3 separate regions of the Homo sapiens genome follow, and all the other regions are linked to region 2. The links are chromatin contacts, found by Hi-C or POLR2A ChIA-PET in ENCODE. All regions are on one chromosome and are shown on one strand. Each heading gives the region's core, a stretch centred on a gene start or an enhancer-like site at or near the end of the contact. The rest is flanking DNA. Distances are from core to core; before and after follow the strand shown.

Region 1 (4,263 bases), core at 1,272-3,771, 640 kb after region 2:
TCACTCTTGTCGCTCAGCCTAGAGTGCAGTGGCACAATCTGGGCTCACTGCAACTTCTGGCTCCTGGGTTCAAGCGATTCTCCTGCCTCAGCCTCCTGAGTAGCTGGGATTACAGGCGTGCGCCACCACACCCAGCTATTTTTTTTGTATTTTTAGTAGAGATGGGGTCTCACCATGTTGGCCAAGGATGGTCTCGATCTCCTGACCTCGTGTCCCACCTGCCTCGGCCTCCCAAAGTGCTGGGATTACAGGCGTGAGCCACCACGCCCGGCCTCATTTTTTTATTTTTAGTAAAGACAAGATTTCACCATGTTGGCCAAGCTGGTCTCCAACTCCTGACCTGAGGTGATCCGCCTCCCTCGGCCTCACAAAGTGCTGGGATTACAGGTGTGAGCCACTGTGCTGGGCCGAATGGATTGGATTTTAAAGCATACTTCAGGCAGATGGAATAAGGGAATAGTCTGAGTAACGGTGATGAGAAAAGAAAGAATTGGCCAGGTGCGGTGGCTCACACCCATGATCTCAGCACTTTGGGAGGCTGAGGAGGGCAGATCCCCTCAGGTCAGGAGTTGAAGACCAGCTTGGCCAACATGGTGAAATCTCATCTTTACTAAAAATACAAAAATTAGTCAGGTGTGGTGGCGGGCACTTGTAATCCCAGCTACTCGGGGGGCAGAAGTTGCAGTGAGCCAAGATTGTGCCACTGCACTCCAGCCTGGGTGACAGACTCTGTCTCAAAATAAAATAAAATAAATAAATAAATAAAAAAGAAATAATTGTATTTGATGACTTGGTGAGTCAGCTAGCATAAGACATGTGTACCAGGGAGTAGTATAAAACTACAAGGTTGTTTAGCTTGGAGTTAGAGCAACTTGTCAATTTTATTCCCGAGGCAATGGGAGGTGTTTAAAGTTTTTTTGCGATGCTGTCTGAACTATACTTTAGGAAGCCTATGGTGGCAGGATGAATTGAAGGCACAGGAAAAGGTTTCAATATTCAATAGTCCAGGGAAAAGAAACGGAGGACCTGCAACTAGGTGTTGGCACTAAGGGATGGAGCTTTGCCTAGATTTTCCCTTTGTAGATTCTTCTCTTCCTGGATGGAAAATGATAAAAGGAAATTCTTCTGATAGTAAATTATAATGTTGACTCCAAAATCAATTCTAGATAAAGGCGATTAAATTGCAAACCCAGGATGCCTGTCTGAATGGTCCCTGCATTCAAAGATATTTTCCCCTTTACAGGAGCACCGGATAAATTTAACTCCCTAATCTGTCAAGGGCTTTGTGGAAGAGCCTGGAGGGGGATCGAAGGCGGAACTGATACTGACACACCTGGGTCTGCAAACTCCCAAAACTGAGGCTCAGAATTAGTAAATTAGGGCAGGGCACTTCCCTCTTTGGAAGGGAAGTTCCTATTTTCAAAGTTCTTCCAACGGAACTTTTACATTAGAGAAGTGTAATTGACTGAGAAGTGGAAGTGACCAGGAACAGCATTTCTGTTCCCTGGGCGGGAGAGAGAACCCCCTCGGGCGGAGCCAGCAGCAGGTCAGCTTCTGAGGGGGCCCTCATGCTGGCGGCGCCGACCTGTGGTGCAATGCTCTGAGTAGGAGAATCTTAAATACATGTTTGAGATTCAATTCCCAGAAACGTAACTAGTCTTCACAAGCCAAAAAAATAAAAATAAAAAATAAAAAAAGGAAGTGATTTCTTTTCAAGAGGTCAAAGGGCCTGGAAGAAGAGGTCCTGGCTTGAGTGTCTCAAGGCTTTCTGGGGCCTAATCCGGCTGGAATGGGCCGCAGCATTCATATTCCTGTCCTTGGTCGTGTCTTAATGAAGAATTGAAAATAATAAGGGGTGGAGAAATAACTTTCCTTTTTCTCCCACCATCCTCCCACAGTGTAAATAAACAAATAACTCTAAGCTCGATTTCCTCATTTGTCAGGGGTGGGGAAAGACTTGACATCAGGACTCTTCCATTCCATCGCCACCTGTCTTAATTTAAACATTCCCATGACCCACCCCAGAAGCGCCAACCTCCCGCCCACAAGGAGCATGGAAGTCTTGGTTTCTGGCTACTGCGCAGACTCCACCTTGGACCTACTCCCCAACCCCCCGCCGCTCCTTTCCCCGTTTCTCCAGCAGAGGGCGCAGGCCCAAAGGTTCCGCCGACCCCGCCCCAGCCTGGCCCCGCCCCGCCCCGGCGTAGGGGCGGGGAAGACGGGCACAGAAACCTGGCCGCGGCTTTCCGGGAGCTGTGGGCACGCGAGCTGCTCGAAGCCGGTGGCCCGGGGATCGTCGCTGCCCAGTCCGGCCGCGGCCGGCCGCTTCCCCGAGCTTACCAGTAAGCCGGTCCGCCTCCGGGACGCGCCCCGCCCGCCCCGGGCTCGCGCGCTCTGAAGGGGCGCGTCCCGCGCACTCCCGGCGCCGCCCACTCCCCTCCCCACGGCCGCTCCTCCCTCCGCCCGGATAGCCGGCGGCGGCGGCGGCGGCGGCGGCGGCGGCGGCCGGGAGAGGCCCCTCCTTCACGCCCTGCTTCTCTCCCTCGCTCGCAGTCGAGCCGAGCCGGCGGACCCGCCTGGGCTCCGACCCTGCCCAGGCCATGGCCGGCAACGTGAAGAAGAGCTCTGGGGCCGGGGGCGGCAGCGGCTCCGGGGGCTCGGGTTCGGGTGGCCTGATTGGGCTCATGAAGGACGCCTTCCAGCCGCACCACCACCACCACCACCACCTCAGCCCCCACCCGCCGGGGACGGTGGACAAGAAGATGGTGGAGAAGTGCTGGAAGCTCATGGACAAGGTGAAAGGCCGGCTGAGCGCCCGCTGTTGCAGGGTGGGCGTGGGCGGAGGGCCGCGGGGAGGGGAACGAGCGGACGGAGGAAGCGGGGGAGGGGACGGGTCTGGTGAAGCCGGGGAGGCGCGGAGCCGGGGTGACCGGCCGGGGGCGTGGGGGCAGGGACGAGGCCGGGAGGGTGGGGGGCGGCGTGGGGGAGGGGCTGCCGTTGGGAGTCGGGGAACGCTGGGGTGCCGCGTTTGGGGTAGCCAGACAAAGATGGAGTGGGGGCTGGGGCGAAGGTTAACTGGGAAGTCAGTGGGGCGGAAGTACAATGAGGGGTGCGGAGTTTGGGGCTCTGTGCAGGGTGTAGGGATGTAGGTCACGGAATTGGCCTGGGAGGTTAGCAGGGAGGGGGTGAGGAAGAGTGATGTACCGGCTGGGGCTCTTGGCTGGGTGAGATCTGACTAGGGAATTAGGTTCATGGGCTCTGACTGAGGAACCTGGCTGGGGTCAGGACAGCTCTCAGGGAAGCTGTGCTCTGGGTGAGAGTATAGTCCTTTCTCATTAAGATGTAACACGAAGATAAAAGACATATTGATGTTTAAGTGAGGCAAGGAAAGAACTTTCCTCCCCATCTAGCGCCGGCTCAAGTTTTTTGTTACCCTCAGAAACACTGGATGTGATCCATTGCTGGTGCTGAGATATGCACTGATTAAACCACAAGTTCTGGTTAGAACTATTATCTTCTGAAAGATGGACTGGCTGAGCCTGTTAAGCAGCAGCAGATTCTGACTTCTTAATAACTTCCTCCCTACTACATCGCTTGAGCTGGGTTCTTTTTTTCTGGTAACGGTTCTGACTCCTTATTACAGGTCCTGACTTTAAACTTGTTCGTTGAGCTTCTTTGATTACGCTTTTTTGTTTGTTTGCTTTTTGCAAGTGCGAACAAAAATAACTCCTTTATATTTAGCCACTAAGTTTGTCATTTGGGAGAATTTTACTTCCTTATAGTTGTGTCTATATGATGAAATGTAGTCAGTCTCAAGTATTTAACTGTTTAAGCAGTCGGACGCTTTGTCAGAATTCAATACGTTTTCTTGGTATTTTTCATATTCTTTAATTAATTACTTTGACAAAATTCATATTGCGTATGAAAAGTGATTAGAAGTATCTGGCACGTTTTAAGAGAATGGTGTTATTTCCTCCAGGGTAAAATTTGGTTTTCTTTGGTTCCTCCCTGGGCCTCGGTTCCTCTTCTGTAAAGTTCTTCATGGGTTGCTTTGGACTAGAAACCGCTAATAAAATGATTATGAAGCACTTAGCCAATGTAATGTGCAATTTAAATGCTTAATAAGTCCTGTGTGTGAATTAACACTCCAGTAGTGCATGCCAGTGGTTTCATAGCCACCTTTTTAGGGCTGGCTTTTCTCATGTTAAATAATTGGTATTGTAATTAATGACACAAGTATTCGTGTGTTGATTATATTGGTGG
Region 2 (4,429 bases), core at 1,714-4,213:
GGCAGGAGAGTCGCTTGAACCCGGGAGGCGTAGGTTGCAGTGAGCCAAGATCGTGCCACTGCACTCCAGCCTGGGTGACAGAGCGAAATTCAGTCTCAAAAAAAAAAAAAAGTGCAATATACATGCAATGGAATATTACTCAGCCTTAAAAAGAAAGTCTACATTCAACAACACAGATGAACCTTAAGAACATCACAATAAGTGAAGTAAGTCAGCCACAAAAGGATAAATACAGTATGATTTCACTTATGTGGTTCCCAGAATAAGCAAACTCATACAGACAGTAGAATAGTGGTTACCAGGGAGGAGTGGAAGCAAGCAATAGGGAACTATTGTTTTGAAGGGTATGGATTTTCTGTTCAGGATGATCTGGAAATAGTGGCGATGGTTAAACAACATTGTGAATGTACTTAATGTTATTTAATTGCACACTTAAAAATTGTTAAAATGGCAAATTTTATGTTATGTATATTTTACCACAATAAACAAACAGAAACCCTGGATGTCATCCTTGATTCCTAACTCGAGTCAAATCCAATCCATCACCAAGTCTTAGTGATTCTGCGACAATGTCTTATACCGTATTTGCCTCTTTTCTTTATTCTCAGCTTCCTCACCAGAGGCCAAGCCACTATCATCTCAACTCAGCCATCACAACAGTCCATTCCACACACGACAGCAACACAGCCTCCAAAGCTCTGCTTATTGTGCTTCCTGCCCTACCTCTCTGATCTGACCATATCATACGGTAGTGTCCCCTCTACCATAAGCTGGTCTCTTTCAGGTCCTCAAACTAAGCCAAGTTCTTTCAGGCTTCAAGGTTTTTCACATCTCACATACTGTTTCCTCTTCCTGGTCTACTTTTCCTCAGTGTCTGGATCCCTGCCATCTATCAGTCTTACATGTCACCCCTTTAGGTCTTCCCTGACCACCCTATCAAAAGTGGGTTTCTGGCCAGGTACGGTGGCTCATACCTGTAATCCCAGCACTTTGGGAGGCCGAGGCAGGTGGATCAGTTGGGGTCAGGAGTTCGAGACCAGCCTGGCCAACATGGTGAAACCCCGTCTCTACTAAAAATACTAAAATTAGCTGGGTGTGGTAATCCCAGCTACTCGGGAGGCTGAGGAAGGAGAATCACTTGAACCCAGGAGGCGGAGATTGCAGTGAGCCAAGATCGCACCACTGCACTCCAGCCTGTGTGATAGAGTGAGACTCTGTCTCAAAAAAAAAAAAAAAAAAAAAAAAAAAGTGGGTCTCCTTCCTCACTGTTATTCTCCTTAACAGCAAACAATCTGCCTCCATCAGTGTGCACTTACCACATTTGGCATGTGTTTACTCATTTGTCATCTGCCTCCCATGATTACCAGCATCGGGATGGCAGGGACATTGTGTCATTTAACACTATTTACCCAAGTGCCAGGCATAAGGCTGGCACACAGTAGGCATTTTAAAATGCTTGTTGGCCAGACACGATGGCTCACACCTATAATCCCAGCACTTTGGGAGGCCAAAGCGGAAGGACTGCTTGAGGCTAGGAGTTCAAGATCAGCCTTGGTAACATAGCGAGGCCTCGTCTCTATAAAATTAAGAAAAAAAAGTTTGTTGAATAAATAAATAGTGTTCAGTCCTTTAAAAACATTCCACTGTGATTTTGGTTGGGGTTGCAGGCTAAGGGGAGGTTATGAAGCATCTTCAAAGCTAGGAAAAACATAAGTTAAAAAAAAAGAAAAGAAAAAGAAAAAGAACAGTGAATTCCTGGCAGACAGTGAGCAAAGCAGTAACATGAAGTAAATGGTGACAGGGTTGGATTGGGGGAAGATCCTGTAATTTGGAAGGCTATGATTTCTCCCCCTTAACTAGTCAGAAAACAAACAATGGCAAGTGAAGTAAATTGACGCTGAAAGTCAACATTTGCTATTATAAAATAAGAACTTCTTGAAGACAACCGTGAATCCATCCTGCTCTTTCAGTAGCATTTCTCTTCTTTCCTCTCTTACCTTGGTGTCTTGGGGTTGGAGTATAAATACTTGCAACCTCTTCGGAGTCGTTAATCTCTAGACGCTCATCATATGTCTGGTTTTCAACAACCTTGGTCTAAGCAAAGGGAGACATAATTCATAGCTCCTATCATGAGACATAAAGCACTCTGCCAGGAGGTATATTCCAAACCAGCATTGGCTCCTCTTCCTTACTCAAGAAACCAGTTTTTCACAAAACCATCACCCCATCCAAACTTTCCTTCAGGCTTCCTGGCCCTCGGTCAAGCAGTTAAGTCATTCTGTTGCAGCCCTTATTTAGGAACTGCTGGCAGGCTGGCTGAGGAACCAGGGAATCGTGGAGGGAAAGAGAGCCAACTTCTGCAGCTTCCCAAAGCTGTACGACCACGCGCAAGGGCAGAACACTATTTGTATGTAGATGGCCAAGGCTGTTGAGGTTTCTCAGGGAAGGCTGTAGAGGTTCTAGAAAGAGTTCTGTCTCTGGAGTCACCTCTGGGGTGGGGTGGGGTGGGGTGGGGTGGGGTGGGGTGGGGTGGGCTGAGGCGGGGTAGGGTGGGAGGGTCCCCGAAGAGAGGGGAAACTCCAGTCTCTCAGTCCCATCCGATAATCCCAAAATCATCACCTCCACTTTCACCCTTATCTTGCAGATAGGATCCCACCTAAGTTTCTTGGGGGAATAAAGGAAGCAGGACGGTTGGTGGTGAGGTGACGAAGGAACAGTTACCACGGAGATTGGAAGAGGTAACCGGGAATGGGGTAAAGGGGAGTCCTCTTAAGCCTCTCTAGAAAGACAGTTCCCTTTTTGCTGGGATGAGTACTAATTACCTGTAGCCCTTCTGAATCCGTCTCCTCTATAATGGAAAGAACCCCAGCCTAGGGCTGGGGTCTCACTCCAGTCTCAAAGCCAGGCCACTTTAGGATTCCACGCCAAGCAACCAGCCTGTTGTCAGTCGCTAGGCAAAAAGATAAATTTTAAAATTCGCGAGAGTTGCTTCCACTCTCGTGAGACCTCCTGCGCGTTAAGCCTCACCCGCGAAGGCTCTCCACGCAGGAAGAAGATCAAGGAGTCACGGATAAAGCCTCTCTGGGCGGCCAAGTCGCCTGTTTGTCTATGGTTTCAGTAAATACGTCTGTTGCGGCATCTAGCGGCTATGGGTGGCAACGCGGCTGATAAATTTCGGGCTGGTGTAGAGTTAGCCCTTCAATCTGGAAACAAGGTGTGCGTTTGTTCCCCTAGGACAACAATCTCTGGGGATGCAGTTGCTCCCAGATCAGTCTTACCAGGATGTAGACACATTCCAGGGGAAATTTCGCAGCACTCTGTAAGTCCTTTTCTAGCACTATATTACACTATAGTCTTTCCCCTCCACAGGGTGCCATGGAATGGAACATACTTATAGCAATAAATTATTCCTTGGGTATCTGAGGTTCAAATTTAACTCTGTGGGCCGGGCGCGGTGGCTCACGCCTGTAATCCCAGCACTTTGGGAGGCCAAGGCGGGCGGATCACGAGGTCAGGAGATCGAGACCATCCTGGCTAACACGGTGAAACCCCGTCTCTACTAAAAAATTCAAAAAATTAGCCGGGCGTGGTGGCGGACGCCTGTAGTCCCAGCTACTCGAGAGGCTGAGGCAGGAGAATGGCATGAACCCAGGAGGCGGAGCTTGCAGGGAGCCGAGATCGCACCACTGCACTCCAGCCTGGGCAACAAAGCGAGACTCCGTCTCAAAAAAAATTTTTTTTCACTCTGTGTCCTGTCTTTCTTATTTGCTAAAGTAGACTTTTAACTTATTTAAAGCAAGACCTGTGTCTAATTAATTTTTAAGCTTTGTAACACCAGTGTATTGCAGAAATTAGACACTAACAATGCTCATTGGGTGGATGAATCGAGGAATGAGTGAATGGAGATGTAAGGAACAAATATTTTCAAACTGTGGACATAATTAATTTGGGAAGTCAGGGAGAGAGAAACATAAAATATTGGAGGCCAGGTGCGGTGGCTCACACCTGTAATCCCAGCACTTCAGGAGGTAGAGGTGGGACGATTGCTTGAGTTCAGGAGTTTGAGACCAGCTAGAGCAACATAGCAAGAACCGCCCCCCTCCACTCTATTAAAAATAAAAAAAAAATTTTTTTTAATTAGCCAGGTGTGGTGGCACGCACCTATAGTGCTAGCCACTCGGGAGGCTGAGGCGGGGGGATTGCTTGAGCCAGGGAGGCAGAGGTTGCAGTGAACCGAGATTGGGCCACTGCATTCACTCCAGCCTGGGCAACAGATCAAGACCCCATCTCAAATATAAATAATGAATAATAACAATAATAATTTTTTGGTCGGGCACGGTGGCTCACGCCTGTAATCCCAGCACTTTGGGAGGCCAAGGTGGGTGGATCACAAGGTCAGGAGTTCAAGACCAGCCTGACCAACATGGTG
Region 3 (4,095 bases), core at 1,002-3,501, 520 kb after region 2:
TGCGGGGCTGAGGTGAGAGGATCGCTTGAGTCCAGGAGTTCAAGACCAGCCACCCAGGCAACATAGTGAGACCCCGTCTGTGCAAGAAATAAAAATAAACTAGCCCAGCCTGGTGGCGCTTGCCTGTGGTCCCAGCTACTCAGGAGGCTGAGGTGGGAGGATTGCTTGAGCCCAGGAAGTTGAGGCTGCAGTGAGCCTTGATCACACCACTGCACTCCAGCCTGGGTGACAGACACCCTGTCTCAAAAAGTAAAAAATTAAAAAACAGTGGCAGTATTGTAGCTGCTATGCTATGAGTAGACTTTGCATCTACTGAGCTGGGTTTGAATCCTAGTTGTGCTGTTTGACTTAAGGCACATCTTACCTTCTCAACATGTTTTTTTTTTTTTTTTGAGATGTATTTTTTTCAGTGGGTTTTTGGGGAACAGTTGGTATTTGGCTATGTGAATAAGTTCTTTAGTAGTGATTTCTGAGATTTGGTGCCCATCACCCAAGCAGTGTACACTGTACCCAATGTGTAGTCTCTTATCCCTCACCCTGCTCCCACCCTTTCCCCCTCAACCTGTGTCTTCATCTGTACGTTAGGGATTATAACACCTATGCTGTGTGGCTATTATGAAAGCCTAAGGATCAAATAGGTGTTCAGTTCTTTGTACAGTGCTGAGCACATGGGTGATTTTTTTTTTCTTCTTAAGACAGGGTCTCACCGGGCGCGGTGGCTCATGCTTGTATTCCCAGCACTCTGGGAGGCTGAGGTGGGCGGATCACCTGAGGTCAGGAGTTCAAGACCAGCCTGACCAACATGGTGAAACTCCGTCTCTACTAAAAATACAAAAACCAGCTGGGTGTGGTGGGAGGTGCCTGTAATCCTAGCTACTCAGGAGGGTGAGGCAGGAGAATTGCTTGAACCCGGGAGGTGGAGGTTGCGGTGAGCTGAGATTGCACCATTGCACTCCAGCCTGGGCAACAAGAGTGAAACTCCATCTCAAAAAAAAAAAAAAAAAAAAATGGGCGTCTCACTCTGTCATCCAGGCTAGAGTGCAGTGGCACCACCACAGCTCACAGCTACCTCGACCTCCTGGGCTCAAGCGATCCTCACACCTCAGCCTCCTGAATAGCTGGGACTACAGGTGTGTGCCGCCACACCTGGCTATTTTTGTATTTTTTGTGGAGATGAGGTTTTCACCATGTTGCCCAGGGTGGTCTCAAACTCCTGGGCTCAAGCAATCCTCCTGCCTTGGCTTCCTAAAGTGCTGGGAATATAGGTGTGAGCCACTGCACCTAGCTGGGTGATTATTAATAATCATGATTGTTAATTATGTTCATGATTACAGGCGCGGTGGCTCACGCCTGTACTCCCAGCACTTTGGGAGGCCGAGGTGGGCGAATCACCTGAGGTCAGGAGTTCAAGACCTGCCTGACTAACATGGAGAAACCTCATCTCTACCAAAAATACAAAATTAGCTGGGTGTGGTGGTGCGTGCCTGTAATCCCAGCTACTCGGGGGGCTGAGGCAGGAGAATTGCTTGAACCCGGGAGGCGGAGGTTGCAGTGAGCTGAGATCGTGCCATTGCATTCCAGCCTGGGCAACAAGAGCGAAACTCCGTCTCAAAAAAAAAAAAAAAATTATGTTCATGGGAAAGCACTTTTCCTAACAAGCCCTTTTCTCACTACATGTAGCGTTTGTGCTCCCACTTCAGTTACTTGTCTTTAGGCATGACCTTTAATCTCTCTGAACCAGTTTCCTCATTTTAAGAATTGAAATGCTGGCTGGGCCAGTGGCTCACGCCTGTAATCCCAGCACTTTGGGAGGCCAAGGCGAGATGACTGCTTGAGTCCAGGAGTTCGAGACTAGCCTGGGCAACATAGTGAGGCCACCTCCCCGCTGTCTCTATAAAAAAATCTAGAAATTAGTCCCACGTGGTGATGTGCGCCTGTAGTCCCAGCTGCTTGGGAGGCTGAGGTGGGGGGATCGCTGAAGCCGGGAGGTCAAGGCTGCAGTGACCCGTGGTCATGCCGCTGCACTCTAGTCTGGGGACACAGTGAGACCCCGTATCAAAAAGAAAAATGCTGCCTATTTCAAGGTTGTAGCAAAGCTAAGTTTGAACAGAGCAAAGGAAGCGCCATAGAAGCTGCACTACTTGCTCATGTCACAGCTGGGGAATGGGGTGGTCGAATGGGGAGGTCCACTGTCGCAATGTTCCAATTCCCGCCCAGAGGGAGGGACCTCCCCTTCGAGGGAGGGCGCCGGAAGTGACGCGAGGCTCTGCGGAGACCAGGAGTCAGACTGTAGGACGACCTCGGGTCCCACGTGTCCCCGGTACTCGCCGGCCGGAGCCCCCGGCTTCCCGGGGCCGGGGGACCTTAGCGGCACCCACACACAGCCTACTTTCCAAGCGGAGCCATGTCTGGTAACGGCAATGCGGCTGCAACGGCGGTGAGTGCTGAGCCGGTGACCAGCACACTTTGGGCTTCTGGACGAGCCGTGCAGCGATTGGCCCCAGGTTGCCATCCTCAGTCGTCTATTGGTCAGAACGGCTATCTTTTTTTTTTTTTTTTTTTTTTTTTTTTTGGTCCGAGTAGCTTTTAAAGGGCCAGTAGCTCGGTTGCCCTCCGGAAGGAATGGGGAAATCAGAGAGCGGTGATACTGGGTTAAGAGTGGAAGGATTGTTTGGAACGGAACTCCGGTCCCTGCGGGCATCTGGGTGGGATTCCCATCAGGCCTGGGATGCACGGCTCTAGATTTAGTGACCCAGACCAAGAACGTTCGTCTACACAGACGGGGTCCTTTCATTCGAGGCTGGGCTGAGGCGGATGCAGATACGGCCCCTTTGGGAAGACACGTTCCACTTTTGATTCATAGGAGAGAGTATCAGCCAAGCCTCCGAACTGCACACAAACGTCTTAGAAGTGCGCCTTCTTTTTGTGTTATAGTGGTCTCCCAGCCACAGCCAACGCTCCAAGTCCCCAGCTGTGACACACCTACTGAATTACTACCGTGGGTGGGAGGCCGCCGTGGGCCTTTCCATTACGAGCCTGCTTGCCGAGCCCTGGGCTTGTGCACAGACAAACTGCAGAGCTGGTGGAGGCCACTGCCAGGCCGAGATAAGAAAGAGATGGGGAGCTGCTAATCTCCCCCTGTCCAGCCTGTTGGTGAGGGCTGGGATCTTTGCTCTTGCAGTCATTCCAGAGCCCTGGACTAGGAGTAGGAAGATCTGAATTGTGGCCCCAACTCTCTTTCGGTTATTAGCTCTGTGACCCTAGGCAAGTCACCTCATCCCTTGATGCCACCCGTTGCTTCTGTAACATGGTCCCAAAGGTGCCTGTCTTGTCCACCTGATAGGATTTTTGAGACGACAACAATATGCAAAAGCAATAGCTTCAACATAGAAGTGCTCAGTGTTTTATTTTTTAATGAAACGGTTTGACTTGGATATGCTGTGCACATTCAATGAACTTAAGGAATTGTTTGAACCTAGTAGTTCTGGGACCTTAGAGTCCTTTCTGTGGGCTCCCTGTGGCCCAGAATTTTGGTGGCCACGTTTAATATCAAGCCTAGCCTAATTTGCAAAGGGTCTCCCAGGGTTAATTTATTGGAGTGATCACATGGAGTAGACCAGAGTCTGAGGGCAGAAAGCTGTCACCTGCTTCGGCAATAGAGGCCCCAGATGTCTGGGTGCAAAAGAACTCCATAGCACCCCGACCAACATGGTGAAACCCCGTCTCTACTAAAAATATAAAAATTAGGCCGGGCACAGTGGCTCATGCCTGTAATCCTAGCACTTTGGGAGGCCGAGGCAGGTGGATTGCCTGAGCTCAGGAGTTCGAGACCAGCCTAGGGAACACAGTGAAACCCCGTTTCTACTAAAAATACAAAAAATTAGCCGACGTGGTGGCATGCGCCTGTAGTCCCAGCTACTTGGGAGGCTAAGACAGGAGAATCGCTTGAACCTGGGAGGTGGAGGTTGCACTGAGCCGAGACCGCGCCATTGCACTCCAGCCTGGGTGACAGAGCGCGACTCCCCCTCAAAAAAAGAAAAAAAAAAAAAATATATATATATATATACACACACACACATATTTTAGCTGGGCATG

Evidence for each region. Hi-C counts contacts between places; a loop is a spot of excess contacts on that map. ChIA-PET counts read pairs that join two places held with the same protein, here RNA polymerase II (POLR2A). Pooled maps may share reads with other maps.
Region 1: a pooled map shows a loop between it and region 2 (3-fold over the local background). The contact joins the promoter of CBL here to the promoter of IFT46 in region 2. A Hi-C loop is called at or near these places in 1 of 37 single-sample maps with no recorded cell type and 7 of 50 pooled maps.
Region 3: a loop to region 2 is called in a pooled map, with 3 times the contacts of the local background. The contact joins the promoter of HMBS here to the promoter of IFT46 in region 2. A Hi-C loop is called at or near these places in 2 of 168 maps with a recorded cell type or tissue (ascending aorta and naive thymus-derived CD4-positive, alpha-beta T cell), 1 of 37 single-sample maps with no recorded cell type and 7 of 50 pooled maps. POLR2A ChIA-PET finds 5 or more read pairs at or near these places in 3 of 52 experiments (A549, HEK293T and naive thymus-derived CD8-positive, alpha-beta T cell).

Annotation. Positions count from the first base shown.
Region 1 is chr11:119,203,818-119,208,080 of GRCh38, forward strand. It overlaps CBL (Cbl proto-oncogene), which reads left to right and starts at 2,522. Exons shown (of 16, transcript NM_005188.4): 1 at 2,522-2,795. The coding sequence starts at 2,601. RefSeq lists silencers at 2,030-2,099, 2,140-2,529, 2,600-2,789, 2,980-3,039.
Region 2 is chr11:118,562,968-118,567,396 of GRCh38, forward strand. IFT46 (intraflagellar transport 46) reads right to left here and starts at 2,964. Exons shown (of 12, transcript NM_001168618.2): 1 at 2,823-2,964; 2 at 1,998-2,094. LOC124902764 (a long non-coding RNA gene) reads left to right here and starts at 2,094. Exons shown (of 4, transcript XR_007062907.1): 1 at 2,094-2,407; 2 at 2,645-2,738; 3 at 3,235-3,319. RefSeq lists an enhancer at 3,007-3,236.
Region 3 is chr11:119,082,630-119,086,724 of GRCh38, forward strand. HMBS (hydroxymethylbilane synthase) reads left to right here and starts at 2,252. Exons shown (of 14, transcript NM_000190.4): 1 at 2,252-2,437. The coding sequence starts at 2,405. RefSeq lists enhancers at 1,853-2,550, 2,480-2,529.